3 separate regions of the Mus musculus genome follow, and regions 1 and 2 are each linked to region 3. A link is a loop called in an ENCODE intact Hi-C map of the cell type or tissue named here. Cell type or tissue: left cerebral cortex. All regions are shown on one strand.

Evidence for each region. A loop is a pair of places that touch in the nucleus more often than their neighbours do. Peaks named below come from ENCODE experiments on the same cell type or tissue, not always from the same donor. Only the 100,000 strongest peaks of a DNase experiment are listed, where the experiment ranks them.
Region 1: a loop joins it to region 3, with 6 times the contacts of the local background. A loop is called at or near these places in 4 of 42 quality-filtered maps.
Region 2: a loop joins it to region 3, with 2.4 times the contacts of the local background. A loop is called at or near these places in 2 of 42 quality-filtered maps.

The regions. Positions count from the first base shown.
Region 1 is chr11:90,366,240-90,374,239 of GRCm38, forward strand. The region is part of intron 2 of Hlf (hepatic leukemia factor); the gene reads right to left. Among named protein-coding and RNA genes, the nearest start is that of Hlf, 21 kb to the right of the region's middle. In left cerebral cortex, no CTCF peak of the experiment used is centred here; DNase peaks (open chromatin) are centred at 3,549, 5,270 and 5,617; H3K4me3 peaks cover 252 bases; H3K27ac peaks cover 3,792 bases.
Region 2 is chr11:90,516,632-90,524,631 of GRCm38, forward strand. All of the region lies in intron 16 of Stxbp4 (syntaxin binding protein 4), which reads right to left. It also overlaps the pseudogene Gm11511. Among named protein-coding and RNA genes, the nearest start is that of Gm34850, 48 kb to the left of the region's middle. In left cerebral cortex, no CTCF peak of the experiment used is centred here; DNase peaks (open chromatin) are centred at 1,381, 1,999 and 4,641.
Region 3 is chr11:90,414,058-90,422,057 of GRCm38, forward strand. No RefSeq gene overlaps it. Among named protein-coding and RNA genes, the nearest start is that of Hlf, 27 kb to the left of the region's middle. In left cerebral cortex, no CTCF peak of the experiment used is centred here; DNase peaks (open chromatin) are centred at 3,141, 4,039 and 5,761; H3K4me3 peaks cover 1,163 bases; H3K27ac peaks cover 2,377 bases.

The DNA.
Region 1 (8,000 bases), 48 kb before region 3:
TGTTGCTTTTCTTCCTGCTGCCTGATAGAAGGGCAACATTCAGATCAGAGTTTCTTGCCAGAGTAAGGCTTTCCCAGGCGGTGGGGGGATGCCTCGGGGGAAGGAAAGCTCTGTCCGCTGGCTTCGGAGCACAATGATGACCAGCTATTATCCAGTGTAGTCATCATGCCCACTGGTCCTTCCACTGCCATCCTAAGGACACTTGGGCAAAAGCTGCTCTTGTGTCTCGAGTCTGCACTGGGCCCTTCTGTGAAGTTGGCTCTGCTTCTTTACATATCCGCTCCTCTGGCTCACTGAGAAGAGCATCTCTACATATGGCTCAAGACAAGAGTCTTTCTGCATCCCAGAGTGAAACACAGAAGAATTCCAGGCCAATCCGCCTCTTGCCCTTTCACACAGTATAAACAAAGGGCATGTAGACTTCCACAAATTTGGCTAAAACCAGGCTTGTTTATTGATAAAATGGAAGGGCCGGTATAGGATAGATTAAAACTCAGGAAAATAGAGGTGGAGTCATCACAGTTTGGTCTTCAAAATGAAATATGTTTTTTTAAATATATATAAAAACTAAAGTTCTTAAGGCTGGGCCTGTAGTTTGGTTCACACGGGTCTGCAATATCGATTGGATAATGTTATGATTCACTTCTAGCTAGAAGTAAGAGGGCTATTCCTCTCTTTAACACACAGAGAAACTGAGGCATGGTGCGTATGGGAAAGACTAACAACTCTGGCATGCATGCACGGGATGGGATGGCAGGCTCAGAATGGATAGATAGAGTGTAGGGCACTGGGAAGATGCAGGTAGCTCTCTTACCTAGGGCAACGCTGCAGTAGTGCCTGGTCTGATTGTGATGTGTTCTCTTCAGCGATTCTGGTTCAGTGGCAACTGGTGACTGGTGTGGGGAGACTCACCAGTTTGTAAACAGTCAAATCTCACACACAAAGAAGCTGCAACTAACATGTCTGTAGAGACATGCTTACCTTCATCTATTAATCAAAGAAATGTAACTTGATGGTGTGTGTGTGTGTGTGCAAGCATGTATGATTGCACCAGCTTTTTATATGGATATTAGGGGGTACTGAGTTCTTATGCTTCTGATACAAAAGCACTTTGCCAAGTGGCTTTGAAAGCATCTAAATCCTCTACTCTGAAAGGTCTCTTCATTCTTGCTCGTTTATACAACCAATCACATGAAAATGACACGTAAGAAAAGCAACCTGTGAAGTGCTGCGAGCGAAGAATCCTAGAGCCTGTCACGGCATCAGCTGGGGGAGGCTACACTTGGCCTCCTCCAAGACCCACTGGCTAAGCTGTACCCACTACGTCAGAAAAGAAATCCTGCCAGCCCAAGCATCTTTTTAAAGTCATTCTGACAAAGTCGAATCTTTGATACATCATTCATTCATTCAACTAATGTTTCCTGGCTACTTATTCTGGTGGAAAACAAGTGAGGGAGTCTTAGTGACAAAGAATTGACAGTGTCTCCTTAGGAAGTGTCCAGAGCTGTGGGAACCTGGATCAACTTCCAAAAATCCTTCCTTATGCAAAAGGCAAAAATCCCGTGAGCTTAGTTTCCCAACCGATGAGAGGAAAGGCTCAACAATCAGGTCTTACAACCTTGAAGACTGATTCTCTTAGTCTAGGCATAGTCTTGAATAATAATTGTCCTAATGTTACAAAGATATACGCTGTTATTTGTAAAATGAAATTACATACAGAAAACACTCCTTAAGTGGGGGGTAGAAGTCCAGAGTCTTTCCCTAGGTGTCAAACAATAACTAGCCAGGTATTCATTCACCATGCCTAAGACACTGAGAAATGAATCCACACAGTCACAGTGGAAAATCGACACCTGATGTTGATGAAGGTGACCGACTTATTCATTCCTTCAGAGACTTTGCCAAGCTCCCACCCCCAACCCCCAACCTCCAGTCCTCCACCAAAAAAATAAAATAAAATAAAATTTAAAAAGTGATGGTTTTGCAGTTGGAGCTCACAGTGGCAACGTGTATGCTTGCGATGTATGGTGCTGTGTGCTTAATCGCCAGCCTCCTCCAAAAAGAAAACAGGACTTCAAACTATCCCAGTGGGATATAGAAAGGGAAGGGGGTGTGGCTCTGCACTCCCGCTAGCTATTCCTCAAGACTTGCAGATCTCTTGGAAGGTGCAAGGTGACTTCATCTCTCTGGTAACCTTACCTAACCTCCCTATGGTGCTATCCTGTGAAGTAACGCTCTCTTCCCTCCCTGCTGAGTTAGCGCACCCAGCAGCCAGTGTGAGAACCTGGCATTATTTTTAAAGCAAATTACCAACAGGTTTCCAGGCGGTGGATGGGTCCCTGTCACCTGCATTCTACAAAGTAAGGAAAGGTTTCAGCAGGAGCTGACCGGTAGGAAGCTGCAGCCTGGCTCTGAGGGTCTAGGCATCCTCTCCAAGGGGGTGGGGTGGGGTCCCAGTGTCTATTTGGTCCAGGAGGCAGCAGCCGGAGAAGGGTCTCTATGCCCCCATCAGTTGCCGCTTGGCCACACAGTATTGACGGAAAGCCCAGCCTTCCCAAATGTCAAATACTAGAATGAGAGCAAAGCTTGATTATGGGACAGAGGGATGTTGATAAGTACAAAGTTTCTTTTCACGAGAGGGGTCTAGCTCATTAGGAAAAGAGAAGTCCTGACTACGCCAGCAAATGTTTCTTTAACTATTCTGATCTTTCTCAAGGAGGTTCGAAATTCCCAAAGCAACCTCATTGTTCAACCTCATGGTAGGCTTCAAGTGACTTTACAAGAAGAGAACAAGAGGAGGCAACAGGGGGAGATTGAATTAGACTTCCTGTCTCCTGAGCCCTCATTTTGAAGTTAGGCATTTTGTTTTACAGAAGGCCGACTAGTGAACGTGGTTCTGGAGAAGATGGAGGTGGGGAAGGGAGCGGTCTGGAAGGAGCAGGCAGGGTGCTGCAGAGGGCTAAAGAACACCGGGGTTAGAGCGGTGGGGGGCGTTGAGGGAGGGGGCTATAAAAATAGACAAGGGAGAGAGAAGGGAATGGAAGAGGTCTGTTTGTTTATTTTTCTAGCATTTGCCATTCCAAAGGCTCGCTGGAGTAACTTCCTTCCCTGGCTGGCTGAGGCCCAACCTTAGGAAAGTCTCAGATCTTTTGGAAAGAAAGATTTGGACAACAATGTTGCTTTATCTGGGAGAGTAGCTCCTTTGCCCCTGAGATGCAGAAATTTGCTTTTGATGTTATTACCCTGGCCTTAAGTTTCTCTATCCCTGGCAGCCCAGGGCTGTGCTCCCTGCTTTTGCAGGGCAGCTCGGGACAAAAGGGGGCTTTCTGCGGCTGTTGCTGCCTTTTCCTGGATCCCACTGCTATCTGGGCACCCTGAAGATGCGAGGGCAGGGAAAGGAAAACATGTTCTGAAGGTCCTATCTCCTGACACTCATGAGAGAAAAACAACACTTCTCTAACTTACTCCCCAAATAGACACCACCGGGGATGTTCTGCCAAGGAGTGATTCGAAAGTGTGTTCCTAAGTGAAATGTAAGCTTGGCCCAGTGCCCAGCCCTCTGCTGTATTTTGCACAGAGAGCTGCAGGCTGGCGGACCAAAGAAACACATTGCTCTCCACGTGACTGCAAAACCAGGCAGCCCAAGCAGATTTCTTTGTGTTAATAGAATGTGATCTCTAGACTGTACATACACACTGACTGCCCTGGGAAAACACGAAGGACCAGAGAAACTCAGGGCCCTGGCTAGCAAGAGGCGGCGATGCTAACTAAGCCATGACATGAAGGTCTGGGAATGTTGAAATGAGAACCCAGAGGGAAAGACACGTCGGGGACTCCAGAGAGTGTTACTGAAGCAGTAAGGGGGTCACCTACAGAACCCCATGAAATATGGTGTTCATGTGCCCACCCCCCCACCGTGATCCCCACACCCAATTCCTCAATGGACACTTTCTCGAAGTTTATCCATAAGACTGGAGTTATCTGTTGCCCAAACTGAACTGGTCCCAAACATGGTGAAAGATTGACTGCAGGTTACAGAATTTATTCTGACCTTGTGTATGGTATGGCCAGTAAATATCTCTCTGCTCTTTCACCCAAGGGAGACTCAGGCAAAGGTGGTCAGCTTCTGCGAGGGAGAACAACAACGAGATCTACATCACGAACATTCTAAACAATCATCTTTGGAAGACTAGAATTTTCTGGAACCTACCTTTCTTTGCAGACAGCACCCCCCCCCCCCCAGTTATCACCATGGCTTTGACCTCTACAGACCTCAGACGGGATCGAGTGCTTGGTGTTGGGGGGGGGGGGCTGTCAGTCTACACGTTTGGAGGGAGTTAACAGACTGAGGAGGGAGGGGGGACAGCAGCCCCCTTTGCTGTACACTGGGTCTACTAATTTCAACAGATTAGATTTTTAATTGCAATGCCTTTCAAATTTCACAGCACCCTGCGGTCAACTTAAATCCCCCAATTTGCAAAGTGTGTTGGTTGAAACAAAAGGTGGAGCGAGCGAGCGAGCAAGCGATCGGCAGCGGGACCCCAGGGTACGTCTGAACCTCTCGGGCTGTGGCTAGAGAATTTGGAGCTTTCTATGACTGTCTGTGAAAATCCTCTGGCTAAAGAGAGTCAACACACTCAGACAAAGCTGTCCCTCCATCAGCCTCCCCTCTTCTGAGTAGCCCAGTCCCAGGGCTTCAGGTTCCCTGAGCAGGCAATCAGCCATAACCAACTAATTAATCAGCAAGATCGACTGAGTTGAAGAGCACCTCGAAGACCCAGGTGAGCCTTCACCTGGGTTAATCTGCAAACGGACTAATCAGCCTCGGGGTAATTGAAAGTTAATTGTATGCAAAGCTCAAGTGCAGCCACTGGAAAACACAGGAAGCAGAAGGAACAAAGGAAGTCAGGGGTTACTCCGTGGGTGGGTGAGGTCCTTCACGGATTCTTTTCGTGGTTCTTCATAGACAGTGTGTGGCCTCTGGCCCCTTCTCCCAACACTGCCCAGCACACTTCCGAATCCACCCCTTGTGACACAGCGACCAGGAGCCCACGGAGCACGTAGTAAAAGCACAATAGAACACAGGTGTAGACATCCTATTGGTACCCATTCACAGGCTTAAAGGAAGATGGCTCTGAGACATTTGGCTGGCTATGAAAAACACATTAAGAGCTGCAAAAAGCACTCCTCACCCCCTCCACTTTTTTTTTTTTTAAATCTGAACCGCTCAACATCACTGGAGAAAGCAGATCAACAGTACAAAAGCATAAATCGCATTCCAGAGCTGGAGAGAAACAGACCTCAGATGCTCTGCTCCTCGGCACGGATAACTGAGAGGCAGCCCCAATTTTAAACAGACTGGCAAAGTCTCCAGAGCCATCCCTGGACGCCTACCAAGGAACTTGTGTCCAGGGAATTTGGAGTCACGACCTCTGGCCACAGCCCGGCAAGGTCTGTGGTTTGTGGTTGCCTCTGCTGGGCCAGGGGGCACCTTGCCTGGTCGTCATTGGAGTTTCTGTGGAATTACATGTAGAATTCCCAGCTTTCTTGATCTTGCAGCTCCTGTCTTGTGACTGTGGAGCAGGATCAACAGACTTCCTTTCTTCCATTCTGTCTGCTCACTTAACTAGAATGAGCCTTCCCCCAAGAGAATAAAACAGAACCTGCCAGAGGGCTGGAAAAACATTTTTCCAGGACACCGGAAACAAGACTGGCCCCAATCCTTGATCTGCTGCCTGGTGGAGGGTACATATCCATCCCTAAAGGAGCTTCCAACATGCCTTGAAGGGACAGCACTTATGTGACACTGGTCCTACCACACCTAAGCATGGCAGACATTACTAATTAGTCCCAGAACTCTTTCCATGGATCAGGTCTGAGCCTCATCATCTTTCAGGATGACATTCTAGACTATGAGCTGAAACTTACATCATGAGCAGTCCCAGAAGCCGGCATTCAGACACACCAAGGAGCTAAAGCCCAGATGGAAAAACTTGCCGTCAAAAGAGGTAGCTGTGGCCTTGGAGGTGTTTCACACACACACACCCCTGCCTTGTATGCTGTCTGGCTGACAAACCACTGCTCACATAGCCAACCCTCGGAGCAGTAATTCCAGACAGATAAGTGGGGTTCGGAGTCGCTCTGGAATGTTGAAGGAACCAGTGGTTCTCATATGCAGAATCAAGAATCGTTGCTTTCAACCCGTTTTAATTGTCTGCCTACCTCAAATGGTGTCAAACGCCTGGCACTGACGCTTTCGTTTTAACCACCATAATCTCTTCTGAATGGCAAGTGGTCAGCTTCTCAGTCCACCTCCTCGGCACCATGACTCCAGGAGGCTTTAAAACAAGGATTTTTTTTTCTAGCCCCATGTTTGAAAAAAATAGTGTTAAAAGTTCCTAGGAGTCTTAACACACAGAGTCATAAAGCTACAACCAGTACCTTCATTTCACAGACAACAACAGTGGGGACCTTGAGTATAGCGGTCACCTGTCCAAAAACACACACCCTCATCCTGCCACAGTCCCTGCCAAGCCTAGATTGGCTGATTCCAAGTTCTTCGTTCTTCATGGCTAAGGCTACCTTTGAAGTGGTTTTGTCACATGTTTCCCCTGTTGCTGTTTCAGATCCCGTGGCAATAATAAAGCCAACCCAATTTGAACTTTGCATTGAGTTTTGTTGGGTCCACTTTTTAACTGACTATCTAACATCTGTGACACATCCACGAGGACAACAGACATTGTTCTCATTTTATAGACGTAGAAGCAAAACCCAGAGAGGTGCTGTGGTGGTTTGAATAGGTTTGGGCCTCACAGGCTCCTGTGTTTGAATGCTTGGCCCATGGGGACTGGCGCTATTAGGAGGTATGGCCTTGCTGGAGGAAGTGGGTCACTGTGGAGGTGGGTATTGAGGTTATATATGCTCAAGCTACACACATGCACACAGTCCCTTTCTGCTGCCTTTGGATCAAGATGGAGAATTCTCATCTCCTTCTCCTGCACCCTGTCTGCCTGGACACTGCCGCCATGCTTCTTGCCATGATGATAATGGACTAGGCCTCTGACGCTGTAAGCCAGCCCCAATTAAACGCTGTCCTTTATTAGAGTTGCCGTGGTCATGTTGTCTCTTCACAGCAATAAAACCCTAACTAAGACAAGTAGCTAGCATGAGAGGATACTTGTGAACTAGTCACACCGGAAAAGTACACATGCCATCTCTTCATTGTACCCAAGCAAGTACTGGGGAAGTTGTGAAGACTCAGCCTTAGCAGCCTGCAGCGGATACTCCAAAGCAAGGAACCACAAATGCATGGTCGAGAGTCTCATTTAAACAACAGACTCTGACTCTGACTTAAAATGACAGTTGCAAGTCCTAAGTAGACACAGCCCCAGCAACCCTCATGGCGATCTGTGAGCAGGCCACCATGTCTAGATGAGAAGCCCGGGGCTTAGAATGGGATCAACATTTCACGGCTTCCGGCAAGAGCTCTCATTTCAAACCCAGTCTAATTTGGTGGCATAAGGGTCCAGACGAGTGTGTGGACGCTCTCAGGACTGTGTTTCCCTGGATGGCTTTATCAAAGCTTGTTATTTCTGCTTTGATAGTGATTTCATCCTGATTGCCACGGTTTCTGGCCACTAAGATATGCCCAACTCATTTTTAAGCTGCCTGTAGTCAAGATGGAAGGGCTGATGGAGAATAAAAGAAGACATCTTTTGGTAATGCCATCCCATCATTCAACCCTCTTAGGAACAGACTAACTTCTAAGAACCACTATTATGCTTAGTATGAGTGAATTCTCTACAACAGTGGCTCTCAACCTATGGTTGGTGAACCCCCAGAAGAGCATGGAAATGCAGCTATTTACATTGCAATTCATAACCGTAGCAAATGTTACAGTTATAAAGCAGCAACAAAGATAGTTGTATGATTGAAGGCCACTACAACACGGGGAACTGTATTGGAAGATCACAGCATTGGAGGGTTGAGAATCACTGCAC
Region 2 (8,000 bases), 100 kb after region 3:
CCTGGAAAACGAAGGATCTAATAAAACCAAAGACGTCTCATGTTCGATGCTGGTTGTCACAGAAGGGCTGGGCATCTGTTGGCCTGAGTGTAGCTGGTCTCGTGTGAATCCAACTTGGTACACAATTGCTAAACAATACAACAGGTCAAGCAAAGTACATGGTGCGCAGTGTGTCCCGGTGGGCCTGGACCGCCTTGGCCAGCGCTTGGTGATCTCGTCCGTTGCTTCATCATGTTCTTTATCCACCAGGTGGTACCTGGCTCGGAAGGCCACCAAGTGAGCATAGTAGGCTGGTGCAGATATTGACACAGAGCGTGTGCAGCACGGGTAGGTGTGACACAGCTAGTGGGAAGGATGGCTTGTCCCCTGGGTGCAGCATGACTACACAGGTAGAAGTCAAGCTCAGTGGGGTGGGTGATATTCCTGTGCCTGCTGGAATGTTTCCACTCTTTCCAACCCGCTCGTTTTTGTCTGTGTAGAAGAGGTGTGTGTGGTGCTGCTTTTGCACCACGATGAACGTGATCCCTGGCTGAGAGTCCTTCTCCAGCTTTATGCAGGCCTCTCTGATGGCCAGGAGCTCATGATGGAAAAACTGCCAGAACTGGCCCTTGGGGACGCCGTCTCAGTAGAAGACGATGCGGGTGGGCTTGACGCATGTAGGTTTGTAGGACTGAATGCGCAGCTCTCACGCCGTGCTGCTATAGTTTTTACACTGGGATCAGTTGCCTGCAAGTTTCTAGAAGATTCTCTTATTTCGCATCCCATCTCACTGTAAGAGTGCTAGGATCACAGAACCATTGTCCTGTCTAGTTCGTCCATGGGCTCTGTGGACCTCAACTCTGAGTCAGATTTGTCCAGCGGGCACTTTTACTCATCAAATTGACTCCCTGGCCTGGCAACTCTGCTTGCATGGTGGGTATTGGAACAGAAAAGCTTCCCCACTTTATGGGAGAGAGGCAGAGACAAATCAGAGAACTCATTCGGGTCATGTAACTCCTAACAGCCAGATGTGGGATTTGAACATTAGCCATATGGGTCTTGAGTTATTAACCACTATACCTTTAAAATACAACATCATCATCAACAACAACAACAACAACAACAAGACCTGTAAAAGTGTTTTGAAAAGTAGAAATCAAGGGCCAAAGATTTCAAACCATAACTCCCTCTTGGTGGTGGTCCAGGCCCAAGTGTTTCTAATGGTTTATTCTATTCTGTAGTCTTTCAACAAAAAGTCTAACACCACTCATATGTCAGCAGGAGACAGAGTAAAAATATTGCTGGCCTAAGCTTTTCCTTCTTATCTTAGCAATTCTCAATTTAGAAGAGAGTGTGAATGCAGAGAATGTCAACTTGTTGACAGCTCTCAGAGCACAGCTCTCCAGAGTCCCAGGAATTTGGACCTGGGCACGAGTTTGTTAAAATCTAGTAGCTTTTAGCATATGCTATAGATAACAGTGTAGGTTCAGGTGACCCTTATAAAGCTTTTTTATTTTTGAGTTTATATACTTATGACATGTGGTATATTTTGACACGTACACATGTAGTGTAATAATGCGTTTGTCCCTTTTTGAACCGTATGTGTGGAAGCATCTGGAACGCAGCCTTTCAATATGCAGCCTTCTATAACGTCTTCCTTGATCTTGCTAACTTTTACATCACGGTTACACAGCTGATATTTATAAATGAGTTTCCAGCAGATACCGAAATGCCTTATGAATCACAGGAGATTGAACTGACATTGGAAACAGCACTGGTGAAGCGTATTGCTGCCCTTCGCCATCTACAGGAACTGGGCTCTGACAGATAGGTCAAGATGCTTACGCTCGCGGTCCAGCCTTTCTCATGTGGTCTCCTGGATCTCAGCATTTAGCACTGATAATCGTTCCTCAGGAATTCTCTCCTTTTTAGTATCCCCTACCCAGTAATCAGCTCTTCATTTAATTCTGCCAGCTTGAGTGCTCCCATCTGGATCCTCTACTGTCTCTTCTGAGCTGTCTCTGAGGACTTCTCCTTCTGTCACATCCGTTCTCTGGGTGTCAGGGCTTCAGCTATCACAGACACACACCTCTTCTCTCATCCAGAGCTCCACAGCCTGAGCCTGCTCCCAACCCTCACTACACATCTACCAACTCCTCAGTGTTTCACCTACTTGGGCTCCTTCTTCCTGAAAAATGTCTTTTTATTTGCTGACATCCTTGATTGATAAGAGTTTGGAAACCTCCATGGATCCAGCTTCTCTTTCAGTTGTTATGCGCTCTGGCACGAGCACTCCCGAGACGCTGCTGATGTATTTACTCCCTAGTCCTCACCGATGATGGCTAAGGTCCAGTCTGCATCCCTCCTGGTGATAAAGTGGTTCTAATGGGAAGATGAAGCATTGGGTGGCAAGCAAGTCCTGTTAGAAAAAGCGAGGGACTGACAGTCATGATGGTGATCAAAAGGTGGCATGGGATGAGGGAATGGAATGGAGGCAGAAGCTTTGTGGAAGAAGGGGATTTCATTATGGGCAGGTGGAGGGCCACGGCCACAGGTTTGGTATAAGAGTGGGCTTAGCATGTCTGAAGGACTACAGAAAGATGACTATGGCTAGGAGATACAGTCGGGGTGACAAGCATATCAACTAGCTGTTAAGGCACCGGATGAAGAACCTAGTAAGAGTCAATCAACAGCCTACTCCTGCGCAGACAGAACTTCCCAAAGCATAGCTCTAATTACACCCGTTCTTTGCTCAAAAGCGCCAGTAGCTCCTCACTGTCTACTAAGCAAAAAGCCTTCATAACACTTTGCCAGGTGTTTACAAAGGTTCACAGCCAACTCCTAACTTATTTTCAATTACTTCCTTTTATTATTTGTGCTGAAGACGAAGGCTTGAAAAATGATAGTCTAGGACCAAATCTGGCCCATCACCCATTTTTTTTTAAATGAAGTTTTATTGGAACACACCTTATCAATTTCTTATTACCAATGACTGCTTTCCTGCTACAATGGAAGAATTGAGTGGTTGCAACACAGGCACAGGGCCTTTTTTTTTTTTTTAAGGTCATCAAACCTAAAAGATAATTTGCTGAATCAAATTGTAAGCAAACTAATTTTAAAAAATTTCTTCCTTGTTTCTAACCTTACATTTTATCCTGTTACTTTATGTCACTCCTTTCTTTTACACAGCAATTCCTGTTTTCTGCCTTCATGAACCTCCATTCGATTCGTCCTTCAAGGACCATCTACTCCTCTCCATGAACCTTCCTTCTGTTCCCAGGATAAGTACAACGATGCCTCTGAAGCTGTTCCCTCCCTGGTCCACAGAACCTAGGCTCTGTCATATTATATACGAAGGATGGTCATTTGACCTGAAACTAGAAGGTCTGCATTTGCTCAATGTGATGGCGAAGAGTCTTACAACTGGGGGCCAGCAGCAGAAGGTCCAGCACTGGAATGAAGAAGTGCTGTGTAAAAAGCCGCACTTGACCAGCTGGCTGTGAAGATGGAAAGGCAGTGTAAGTAGCTAGAGAGTCTAGAAGAGGAAAAATCAAAAACCCAAACCAATCAAACAAGAAATCCCCAGGAACTTCCAGAAGAGCAGGAAGCTTCCCTGAATCTCAATTTTAGCCTAGAGAGACCCATTTTGAACTACAGGCTTTTAGAACTGTATGGGAATATATCTGTATTGTTTGAAGACACCAAGTTTGTGGTAACTTGAGATAGCATTTACGGGAGACAGATGTTATTTCTCTCCTTTCCAATCCATGAACACCTGAGACTCTTCAGTGTCTCTTCTACGCTATAGCTGTATTGTTTTCATACATACTTTGATTCTGTCCATACATGGCTAGCTCCCCAAGGGACAGAAGCATATAGCTCATTTTACCCTTGCATCTGTTATGACGACAACCACAGGTGCCTTGTCCAGAGTAAGGTATCAAGAAATGGTAGCTAATGGATGCTTAGTATGTTTGAAAATTTGAAATGCACAATGTCCAAGAAAGCAATTAGGAATAATGAAAGAGGGTATTTGTTAAAACTTCACAACCTGCTAATAATGAGGTATAAAGCTCAGGCACTCATGGGGGCCAAACACAAATGAATAATGCTAAAATGCTGCTTCCAGTGGGGGGTTTTCAGAGAAGGACGCTGAGGACAAAAGGAATACAAGATAAGGGCATTTGAATTACTGTCAGATTATAAAAGGTTTGCACCTTCATCCATCCTGCCAGTATCATTTGGGAACCTGACAGGCTGGTGGCACCTTCGAGCTCTGCAGCAAAAGCTCAGATAAAGCGACAGACAGCTCTGCAGACCAAGAAGAAATAAAGAGGACCGGGTAATGACTCACTTTCATATTAGGGCTTTTCCTTTATAAGAGCACATCAGTCCTTTCTGTATGTGCACAGTGGAGTTGTCTGTTTCCTTGTATACAAAGAGTCGCCCTTTCCCCCCAGGTGGTAAGAAGGGTGTGTCCGTGCAGGGAAAGGTGACTTTTACCGGCTCTGGGTGAGATGACTCCCTAAGGAGTTCATTCACCAATCACTGAGCATCAGGCATGTGTCAAGTGCCGTGACAGGTGCTGGAGGACTGAGCTGACTGAGACACTGTCACATGGTGAGGTGGAAGGCTGTGTCTCTGGGGACGATTCATGACAGCATTTCTCACACAGCAGCGGCTGTCTGCTTCTGGAGGCTGTGGTCTTAATTAAACCCGGAGAGCCTACTCTCCTCCTCTCACACCTCCCTCGGTTACACAGAGAGGAACACAGAGGGTGTTTGTAACTTGTGAGTTTGAAATTTGATTCAAAGCCTTAAGAATATAATTTCTCTCATTCCATAGAAGACAATTTTGAATTCCCAAGGAAGTCTGCATTTGCTCTTAGAACGGTCATCTCCTCACCCAGGAGTCAGAAGACGCGGAGTGCAGTTTTCTTTCGGGGTGTCATCAGTCATTACACACAGCAGCTACTGTAAACAATACCCACAGAGCCCCCCACGTTCTGCAGGGAGGGAGCCTGGCAGTGCTTCAGGGGAGTCCTCTGTGTAAGATGTCATAAGGCTCCCACTGTGTGGGGGGCATGAGTGAGGGCTTATCTGTGGTGTGGCTAGGGAAGGTTGAAGGCTTCAGCCAGGCTGTCCTCAGATCCTTGCCCTGTGAGTCTCCCAACAAAGCAGTTGAATTCTTTGAACCCTTCCAGGAGTAAGAAAGCCCAGTGTAAAACAGACACTAAAGTCCTGTGCAATGTAATCAGGTATGTCCTGTCGCCAGGAAGGCATTTTACTGGCTACAAGCAGACAACACATCCTGAACATGTTCCACGGGAGGGGATGATACCAGACCATTAACATAGGAAACACAACCATGGGAGCCACCCACAGAGTCTGTCCAACACATGATTTAAGAATTTTTCTCTTTATGCTACATCACATCAGAATTTACTTGCTTTGTTATTATTTTAAATATGCTTATTTTTAACTACGTTTAGTGTGTCAATAATTAAGTTAGGCCTGGCTATAGTATTTAGGCCACATTTTAATATTAATCTAAGTTGTCTGTCTGCCCATCTTTTGTGCATTTGTTTAAACATGTAAGTTCATCAAAGAACTTTGTCAAGTTTCCCTCGATTTGTGCACTACTGTCTCTTCTTTTGCTGAGACTGTAATTCTATACTGTGGAGTTAACTTCTTAGATTTTATTGCATCTGCTCCTTTCTAGTCTCTAAAAATGAGAACAAACTCATTTAATAAAAGTTTAAAGCAGCTCCGGACTTTCCTGGAGTCTGTGATGTGTCTTCAGGTGTGTCACCAGAGCAGCAGGGTAAGGAGACCTTCCTGACTGTGACAGCCTGGCAAGCAACAGCTAGCAACTGATCTGCTTTGGGAACTGTGTACGGGCTGGTCCATGTCTGCTCTTATCTGGATACGGGCTGGTCCATGTCTGCTCTTGTTGCTTCGCCGTGGCTTCTATTCTCACCTCCATTTCTATCATCTTGTCTGTCATTTCTGTTACCTTTGCTCACATCCAAAGGCCTGCCCAGGAGTCTTCCCCCGAGGCCCTCCTTAAGTTCTGGCAGGTCTATTACGCTGGAAGATGAAAGAATCTTCCATAGACAGACTGCAATCACAAAGTCCCAAAAAATGGTGCCTCGCATCCAGTCAGGGATGGATAAATGTAAGACAGGTGACTTTGTTCTTTTACCAAGTCTTATTTAAACAAGTAAGATGTACTTGCTGTGACTCTTTAATACAGTTTCTCATGTTGTGGTGACCCCCAACCATAAAGTCATTTAATTGGTACTTGATAACTGTCATGTTTCTACTGTTAGGAATCGTAATGTAAACCTGTGTTTTCCAGTAGTCGCAGGCAACCACTGTGAAAGGGGGTTGCAATGCACAGGGTGAGAACCATTGCTCTAGAACTATTGCATACGTGGCTCCAAGGCATTGCTTACGTCTTGCAGTGAGATCTCTATGCTGTTTGTAAGCCCCTTTTACACTAAAGAGATACTTTACATTGCAGAGGTAATAAATGATTTCTCTTAAGGAAAAGCTCAGACGTTTCTAAGGAAGACAAGACACAATCTTCTAATTCTGTCTGAGACGGTCACTGTTGTCACTGTGTTAGAGACCTGTACCTGACCGAGCACCGCTGCACCTTCAGGAGCAGAGTCACCTATTGCTGCGTCCTGTGTATTCATATCAAAGTCATAAAAATTAGACAAACTGTATTTTGGTCAGTGATTTTAATGAAAAAAAAAAAAACACAAACCTCCCTCCAATGCAGCCTTGTGGAGTGCTTGGCATTTCGGAGGACACTTTCACACCAAGCCCCTTAATCCTTGAGATGACCCCATGAAGATGATATTCCTTCTTTGGAGTCATAAAGTGAGACTACTGAGATGGCTCAGACTTTCCAGCTCTCAGCTGCATTGATTGTAAGGCTATATGATTTAATACAGTTCTAAAAACAAAAACAATGGCCAATTCCATTGTGACAGAATGGCTTAACCGTGCCTTAGTCACACTCAAAGGACCTAAGCTAGAGACTTAAAACACTGTCCTTTCTAAGTTTGTGACTGAAGTAAATTGTCTTAATCTTTTATTACTTTTATCGTGTTTGTGTGTGCATGTGTGTATATGTATGTGTGCATGTGTGTGTGGTATGCACACAAGTGCAAGCACACGTGCCTATGTGCAGAGCCCAGAGAAAGAAATACGATATCTTGCTCTACCATTATCTGTCTTGCTGCCTTGAGACAGGGGTTTCTTACTAAGCCCTAAGTTAGGCTGTAAGATAGCAACTCCCAGAAAATCCCAGCATTACAAGAATTACAGGCATGTTTTTTTTTTTTTTTTTTTTTTTTGGTGGGGGCTAGGGATTTGAACTCAGTTCCTTATACTTGCTCAGCAAGAGTTCTTAACTCATACCTTCTATAGGAAATAGTACCTATCTCACAGGGTAGCTAAAGAGGCTGTATTGAAATGAAAGTAGCAGTTAAATTATAAATTATAAAACTTAGCAAAACTTCTATATCAATGACACTAGTTTTGAAGATAATATGTGTAATATAGTATTAATATTGTTCTGAAAGCAAGGTCTGGACTTTTGGATCTAAATTGAACTGTTTTATTATATTAATCAATTATGAAAGGTGTTACTGAAAACATTTTAGTATAGTGGCCACCCTGTTTAGATGAACTGTTAGTTCTTTGTCCTCATATAAATTCTGAAGAACACCTAATCTATTATCTCAACAGAATGCCTTCAGTTTGAATGGAGACTTTTTTCAGATCTTGGGAAATAAACATTTCTGTCTGGTACTTGAGCCATTGTGATTAAAATTAGATTGAGAAAAAATGATGGAAGAGTGACTCCTCTCTGTCTACTGCTATCCCCACAGAACCTATGATGGCTTCTGTGATCTAAGGAGCAATCTGCTTTTTCAGACAGTCCCGTTCTGTCTGAAATCAGTTTGAGTGAAAGTCTGTTAGCCACGTTCATACTAGTGTCTACAG
Region 3 (8,000 bases):
AGGCTTGGCTAATTGATCTCTCTTTCTTCTAGGTAGTTCCTCCTTACAGCTTGGCTGCTCTGGGAGAGTCTCTCAGAAGTCCTTGCTGCTCATCTGTGGTTGAGGAAGGAGGAAACCCATGAATCTGGAGAGTTTCAATGGCTTCAGAGCACTTTGTTCTAACTGCCCCCAGGAAAATATGGGTACGCTGTACATAGCCTTCATCTGCATGGAGGGAAACTTTATCATGTTCATGCTCAGAAAGAAAAAGCCAGTATTATTATTCAGTTGACATGTAGACCAGGGCACGGCATCAGGGTGACTTTGTGGGTAATAAATAACAACAACAAAAATATCCTACAGATGGAAACAATAAATAGTATGTGTTTGACTCAACCATCTGTGAGTGTAGTCTGATGGAGGAGTGGCCTTCTCCACCCCTGCTTATTAGGTCAGTGGCTGGGCTGTCCTCCCCACCAGAGCAGGAAAATGGCATAAAGGACTATCCATGCTTCTTTGGCTGGCCTCAGTCACAGACAAAGTACAGGGCTAAAGGAAGCCCCGGAACGTTGCTGCCTTAGCCAGCCATTGTAAACGAAGCAGCAGCAACATGAGCAGAAATTCACTGGACACTACTGTATGCGTCAAGCCAGCCTTTTCTAAGAGCTGTTGCTGCATTCCTTCCAAATCCTCATATGGAGAACAATGATGTGTGAGGAGAGATGGGAACTGTGGAGACAACTTAATGGTCCACCGACAGATAAAGGGATAGGAAAGATGTGGTCTGAGCATCTGGTAGGATAACTCAGTAACATGTAACAAGAAGGAAAATCTTCCATGTGAGAGGACACAGATGAGTTGAGGACGTCACACTCAATGAAATGAGTTACTCTCAGAAAGGCGCCAACTTCCCGGCTCCACATCTACAAAGCATCTACAACGGTATAGAATCTGACCGGAGCTGGTAACCAATGAACATGGAGTTTTAGGTAAATGAGATAGGTAATCTCCAGAGAGCTGTCTTAGAACCCTATGCAATGGGGAATGCACTGTAAAACTTAACATTTCCTATAACTGATGAATTTTATGTCAAGGGTCGATTTTATTTTTATGACAATAAAAAATAAAAATAATTAAAGAAAAAAAAACCTAGAAAGAAATAGAGTGATAGGCACTACCCTGCCATACTGACTCAGGTTGTCCACGGCAACCCCTGAGTCTGAGGGGAGGTAGATCTCCCTACCCACTCTGAAAGCACAGGATGGATGGATAAACAAGATGTAGAACTGACGTTAGGAAAATGTCCATAATGTGGACCACAGCCTGAAGCTACTCCCATTTTCCTTAATAGTGCAGGATGTTGCAGGCAGAAATCACACATTCAACGGCATGTGGCTCCTTCAGTGGCATTGTTATCTTCTGTCACAAAGGTCTCTATGTAGCACTGGCTGTCCCAGAATCCACTCTGTAGATCAGGTTGTCTTTGAACTCGTCAAGATCAGCTTGCCTCTGCCTCCTCTACTGGGACTAAAGGTGTGTGCTCCAAATGTTCTTTGAATGCCATAATATTTTCTCTTTGTCCAGGGACATGGCAGGCATGCCTGGGTTTGGAGATTATCAGATGCCTGCCCAGCCTTCTTCTAGTACATTGCCTAGATGCCTCGGGGTCCACTGTAGCATCCCTAACATTTGTAGTGAAAAGTTAAAACAAATCTGGAGTGTTCTCTGAGTGTTCCTGTGCTAAAGGTTTGATTGACAGCCTGAGGTGCTATTACCATGGACTAGAAAGGAGTCAGGTCTTGGTTGTGTGTCCTTGAAGGGCTCTGGGAAATCGTATTTCTTCCTTTTGCTTTCCAAACTTAGGTCCTAACCCTAACCAGCTGTGTGAGGAGAACAGTATCCCCCTCGGGCACCCCTAACCTTAAGGTACTATTTTTTGTTTGTTTGCTTTTGTTTTCTGGGACAGGGATTCTCTATGTAACCCTGGCTGTCCTGGAACTCACTCTGTAGACCAGGCTGACCTCGAACTCAGAAATTCGCCTGCCTCTGCTTCCCGAGTGCTGGGATTAAAGGCGTGTGCTACCACTGCCTGGCTTAAGGTACTCTCTTGCCACATGCCAGCAAGTCCAAGTGACCATGCATCTGAAACTTTGGAGATGGCAAGCCACAAATAGAAATTTTTCCTTTTAAGTTGATTCTCTGCAAAAATTTGTCACAGCAATAGAGCGCTAACACATCTTGTCACTTGTTGTGACTTGGGGGGAATCTGTCATCTCTGTTATTCTTGATTCACAACAAGGAGTTCATTCTACTTGCACCCCCTTTCCAGCCCCCCAGTCATAATTCCCAGTATGGATTAAATGAACTGATCAGACATTTTTTTCATTTTCCAAACTTAAGCCTGATTAGCCTTGCGGTAGCTCACAGAACTTAGAAATGCCTGCATTGTGATTTATGGCATTCTTATAAACCTCACTAGCTCTAGTGGATTTTTAATAAATAACTGGCAAGTTACCACTTGAATGCTATCTTATATCTTACAATAATTTAATGCTAATGTGTAAGAGTTAACAGTAATACTCAATATTTGCTATTTTGGTACTACTTAAGAAAATATTTGATAGTATCTATCAAAAAAAAAAAATAGCCGGGCGGTGGTGGCGCACGCCTTTAGTCCCAGCACTTGGGAGGCAGAGGCAGGCAGATTTCTGAATTCAAGGCCAGCCTGGTCTACAAAGTGAGTTCCAGGACAGCCAGGGCTATACATAGGGCCGAGGAGGTAGCTTAATGGTCTACTCCTTGTTTACTTAGTATAAGTACCAGGTTCCATCCTCAGTTCTGAAAAGGTCACAAGAAAGTTGCATGTATTTTTCATGGCAATCTGACTCACAGGAGTTTCCTAAGACCAAGGAGAGAAACACCATGGCCACGGACATTCTTTTATAGCCAGCTTAGAATCACAATCACAAAAAGAATATACATTTCAGCCATGCGCATGGCTAAGACAATTCTAGTAAAAACTCCCCAGGGAAATATTATGCAACCATTAGTAGTTCTCTTTGTTTGGAACACTTTCCCACCCCCTCTGCCTAGCGTCTCTGCCAGCTCACTCCCACTTAAGCCTTCAGAACTCAGGGTACCCACCCCTGCACTTGGACGCCCCTCTTCCCCTACTTACATAACTCCTGGGCACACCTCAGTCAAGAGATTTATATAGCCTGCTGCATGGTAACCCATTGATTTGGCCTGTCAGTCTCTCTTCTGGATCGCACTCATTGAGACAGAGGTAGCATGCAACAAGTTCAAAGTCAGAGGGAGAAGGCGAGGGAGGAGGGGGTTGACTGGGAGGAGAGCAGTGAGCAGGATGCAAAGTGAATACGTAAAACATAAAATAATAATAATAAATCAGAGAGGGGGCACAGGAAGCAATTACTTCGAATGCGTACCATTTGGCTTCAGCTGTCTAAGAACTGGGTTCACAGCCCATATCCACCCCTGTCACAACCCTTTCTGCCCATCACCCCACTTCTTCCACAACCTCCTATAGAAAGGGGAAAGTGTGCTTTGGAATGGGAGTTTTCTGAGGTTAGTGGGTGGAAGATTAGAAAGGGGGACTGTGAGACATTCCTGCAAAATTCCATTAACCTCCTTTGTATTTTCTTTCAAACTTTGTTTACCCGAACATAGGAGTTGCCCTCAGGTACTGGGGCAAAGGATTGCAAAAGGGTCCTTGAAACTGTTTTCACTTCAGGGTGACCCAGGTTTGCTCTTTCCTTGCAAACGGTGTTGTAGATGGAGACCAGTGGAGTCAGCCTGCCTGTGACATGCGTTCCCAGGCCACTTTCCTCCCCACTCCAATTTCAAGCTCTGCTCCTAGTCACATCGCCCGGCGTTCGCTTCTGCCCGCCCGACTCCCGATCAAGAGCTCTGAAGGGAGGATAACCTACAAATCCTCCCGCGGCTGGCCCGCCCCTGCCCGCGCCCGCCCGCTCCCGGCCCCATCACGTTGACTGCCGAGCGCATCTCGGCTGCGCCCAGGCGGGGAGGCGCCGAGGGTAGCTAAGGGGAGCGGGTCACGTGAGAGGAGGAGCCTGACCTACTTTCAGTGGCGGGAGGCGCATGCGTACTGGGCTCCTGCGCTCCGGGCGGGAGGCTCACGTGGAATCGCACGTGCCCGGGCGTCCGGGACAGGGCTGCACAGCCCAGGGGCTGCACTGCAGGAGGAGCGGGTGCAGATCGCGGGGTGCGCGGGTGCTGCTTTGGTCAACGTGGATCTGAAGTTTGCAGCGTCAGATTCAGCTCTTCAGACTTCAAGGACTTTTAGGAGTTTCAACAGCCCTTGGAAATCTGTAACTCGGAATTTATCCTGGGAATTGAGGCCCCCCTAGAAGCATCATAACGCCGCAGCCAAGGCAAGGGGGTAAAATAACCTAAATGCCTGAGACAGCGTCACATCAACGAGCTCAGTTCATGGAAACGAGGAAGATGGTTGGACCACACTTGGAAAGAGCAATAACTGGGAAATAGCTCTGTAGACATCCAGGCAGGAAAATCCTCAAGATATATTTATGTGCTTTTAATCCTTTTTAGGGAGTAGGCGGGCAGCAGTTTGACACTGTAGCACAACACATGGCCTCAAATTAGTGGCAATTCTGCCTCAACCTCCTGAGTGCTCAGATTATAGACCACCACTCCTGGCTCCATTAAGCGACCGTTGTTTTTTCATTATGCGACTAAAAAAAAAAAACCCAACAACTATAAACAGTGTATAAAATGTTAGCACTTGTATGAAAGATTACACCCACATGAACTCCTCAACACCCCTCCCAGAACCCACTAACTCTAGAAAGGTAGAGAAAAGATTTGGGAGGCTGAGAACAGAGGTTTAGTGACTACCAGTGCTGGAGTAACTTAAATTTTGTACCTTATAGGACTAGCTTGCTTTTAGCATTTAAAGAACCTGAACAGTTTAACTGTATTGGGTGCGCAGTTTTGGGGTTTTATGTGAACCATTTTCATCTCCTTAACAATATCTGCTTCATTGCCAGCTCCTCTCAGCTCGGGTCTGAATGGCTATAAAGCATTCTGATAATCTGCACGCGAAGTTTTGAGCTCCTGAGTTAAACTACCTGAGTGTCTCAACACCTTTGAGAGCCTCCCAAGTTGGGCCTATGGGGTGGGGTTGTGGGGAGGGGCATTACCCAGGGATTCCCAGAGATATATATTTGCATAATAAAGCTGTTTCCCACCTGCTATTAGCATTCACTCTCCCAATGACTCTGCTGAGTCGTTAGTAAAGAGGATTTTAAGTTTTGTGGTTACTCTGTACTGGCTGGGGTTGTCTGCAAAGAACAGAAAATAGACCAAGCAAGACCTCTGATGAGGAAGCTGCAGAACTAAAACACATAGTAAAACAGCCATCCTGGGTAGTTTGAGTTATCAGCAAAGCAGTGCAGGGTAGTTAGGGTTCCTGTTACCCATCAGCCAGAGCTTTCAGCGGCTCCAGCCATGACACATTTTCTGCACTGTTTCTTTCCAGAGGCATCAAGCCTTCCCCGTACTCATTGGCTTGAGCTATGGCTAATGTGCACGTCTGAACCCTCCGCAGGACACATGAGTAGGACCTGTTCTGATTCATTTGGATTAATGTACTAGCCCCTGAACTTTGGGAGACGGAGAGAAGACAGACCAAAGATAGGAGAGGTGGGCAGACGGCCGCTGTGTCCCTCACACTACTACTGCTATTCCAGGAGCGGTGGGATGAACTGAAGGACAACGTGTGTCCTTCTGCACATTGGCAGCCAGCGTATTTGCTGTACGCTTCTCCAGTTTAGCATCAGAACAGAAGAACTCCTCTGCTACTGAAAGCACCACCACAGACAGGAGAAATCAGCATTGCTGATTTGACAGAATTCTAAAAAAAGGAAGTCTGCAGACACCACGGTAGAGATGCGGTTTCCTTGATCTACCCGTACAGTAAGCAGCCAGTACCTACTATATGTAGAAGGACAAACACTTTTGGAAAATAAAAGATCGGGACAAAACAAACAAGGAGACAAACAAGAAGCCCAAAAGACATCCATGACCAAGTCCCCAAACTCAAAGGGAGTACAGTCAAGTAGATAGCTCTTGGCAAACAGTAAAGGATTGTAGACAGCAAGCGGCTAAGAGCCACTGTAGAAGCGACTGCCGTGTGGCATATGTTCAGAGCACAGGCAGAGACTGGCTGAAGAAGACAGTCAGTGGGTGTGGGTCCTGAAGGCAACTCCAAGACCATAGTACACTGAGGGCATCCTAAGTGTGACCCGACGGCTAGAGACTCAGCCCCTTTTCTTTGTATGTTTTTTCTTTTCTTTCTTTCAAAAGTCTTTCTTATCCATGGTGTTATTCTCTATTGCAAGCCTTGCTTTCTGAGCTGTCAACACACATGTGGATTTATGTGGATGATCTGGAAAGCTGTCCGTTTGATAATCAGGCATGTGTGTGTAAGGATTTGTGAGTCTGGGACGGGATTCTCCAGCAATTGGTCTCTCACCAAGATCAAGCCTTGCAGAGAAAGTGGTTTTGATAGTCCATCTTCGTTATCATCTAACTGGATTTGGAATCACCTAGGAGATACACCTATGGGTGTGTCTTCAAGGGTGTTTCCAGAGAAGTTTTATTGAGGAGATGAGACACACCCCTCCCATCACCACCAATGTTTTCTGTATTGTTCCATAGGCTGGAATTCTAGACTGAATAGAAAGGGGAAAGGGGAGGGGGTAGAGGAGAAAGGGACAAGGGAGGGAGGGGAGGGGAGGAAGGGGGAGGGGAGGGGGAAGAGGAAAGGGAGAAGGGAAGGAGGACAGGGAGAGGGAAGTGGGGTAGGAGGTGGAGAGAGAGACAGGGAGAGGGAGAGGTAGTGATCTGAATGTCCGCATTCATCTTTGTTTCCTGGCTGGGGACACTGTGTGACTGGCCACCCCATGCTCTTGCCACCACTATTTTCCTTTCATGATGGACTGTGTTCCTTCAAGCCCAAATAAACCACAACCTCTGTCTGTCTGTCTGTCTGTCTCTCCCTCTCTCTGTGTGTATGTGTGTGTTTATGAGTATGTATATGCATGAGTGTGCACTCCCACACAGTAGTCACCGGAGAACACTGGGTGTCCTGCTCTATTACTCTCTGCCTTATCCCCTTGAGGCAAGATCTCTCACTGAACCTGGAGCTAGGCTGGCAGCCAGCAAGCCCCAGAGATCCTCCTGTCCCCACCTCACCATTGATACCTTAAGTGTTAGAATTATGGCTACACTTGGCTTTAAAAAATTAAGATTGACCAGGCGTGGTGGCGCACACTTTTAATCCCAGCACTTGGGAGGCAGAGGCAGGCAGATTTCTGAGTTTGAGGCCAGCCTGGTCTACAAAGTGAGTTCCAGGTCAGCCAGGGCTATACAGAGAAACCCTGTCTCAAAAAACCAAAAACAACAACAGCAACAAAAATTTGAGATTGATTTATCTTTAATTTTGTGTATGGATATTTTGCTTTTGTGTATGTTGGTGTGCCATGTACATGCAGTACCTTCAAAAGAGTACTTCAAAAGACCTCCAGAAGAGGGCGTCAGACCTCCCTGGAACTGGAATTATAGATGATAGCTAGCTGCCATGTGGGTGCTGGGCATCAAAGCTTGGTCCTCTGCAAGAGCAACCAGGCTCTTAAACAATGAGCCATCTCTCCAGTCCCCAGACTTGACTTTTTATGTGGGTGATCGGGATTCAAACCTAGGTTTTTATGATTATGCTTATGTAGTGACAGCTCTTGCCCAATGGGGAAATTCTTTTTGCATTCCCTGTAAGCTATGGCTTCCTGCGTTGGTGATGCATTAGCTATGCTGTCATTGTTCTCAGACGTCAAGCTACTGATGTGCATAAGTCAGGACAGATCAGGGTAAGTCCCAGTAACAAAGAAACACACATCCTAGTGGTTGAAAGAGTAAAGACGTATTTCTTGTTCATTACTGGGTGACGCTCCATCTCATCTTTG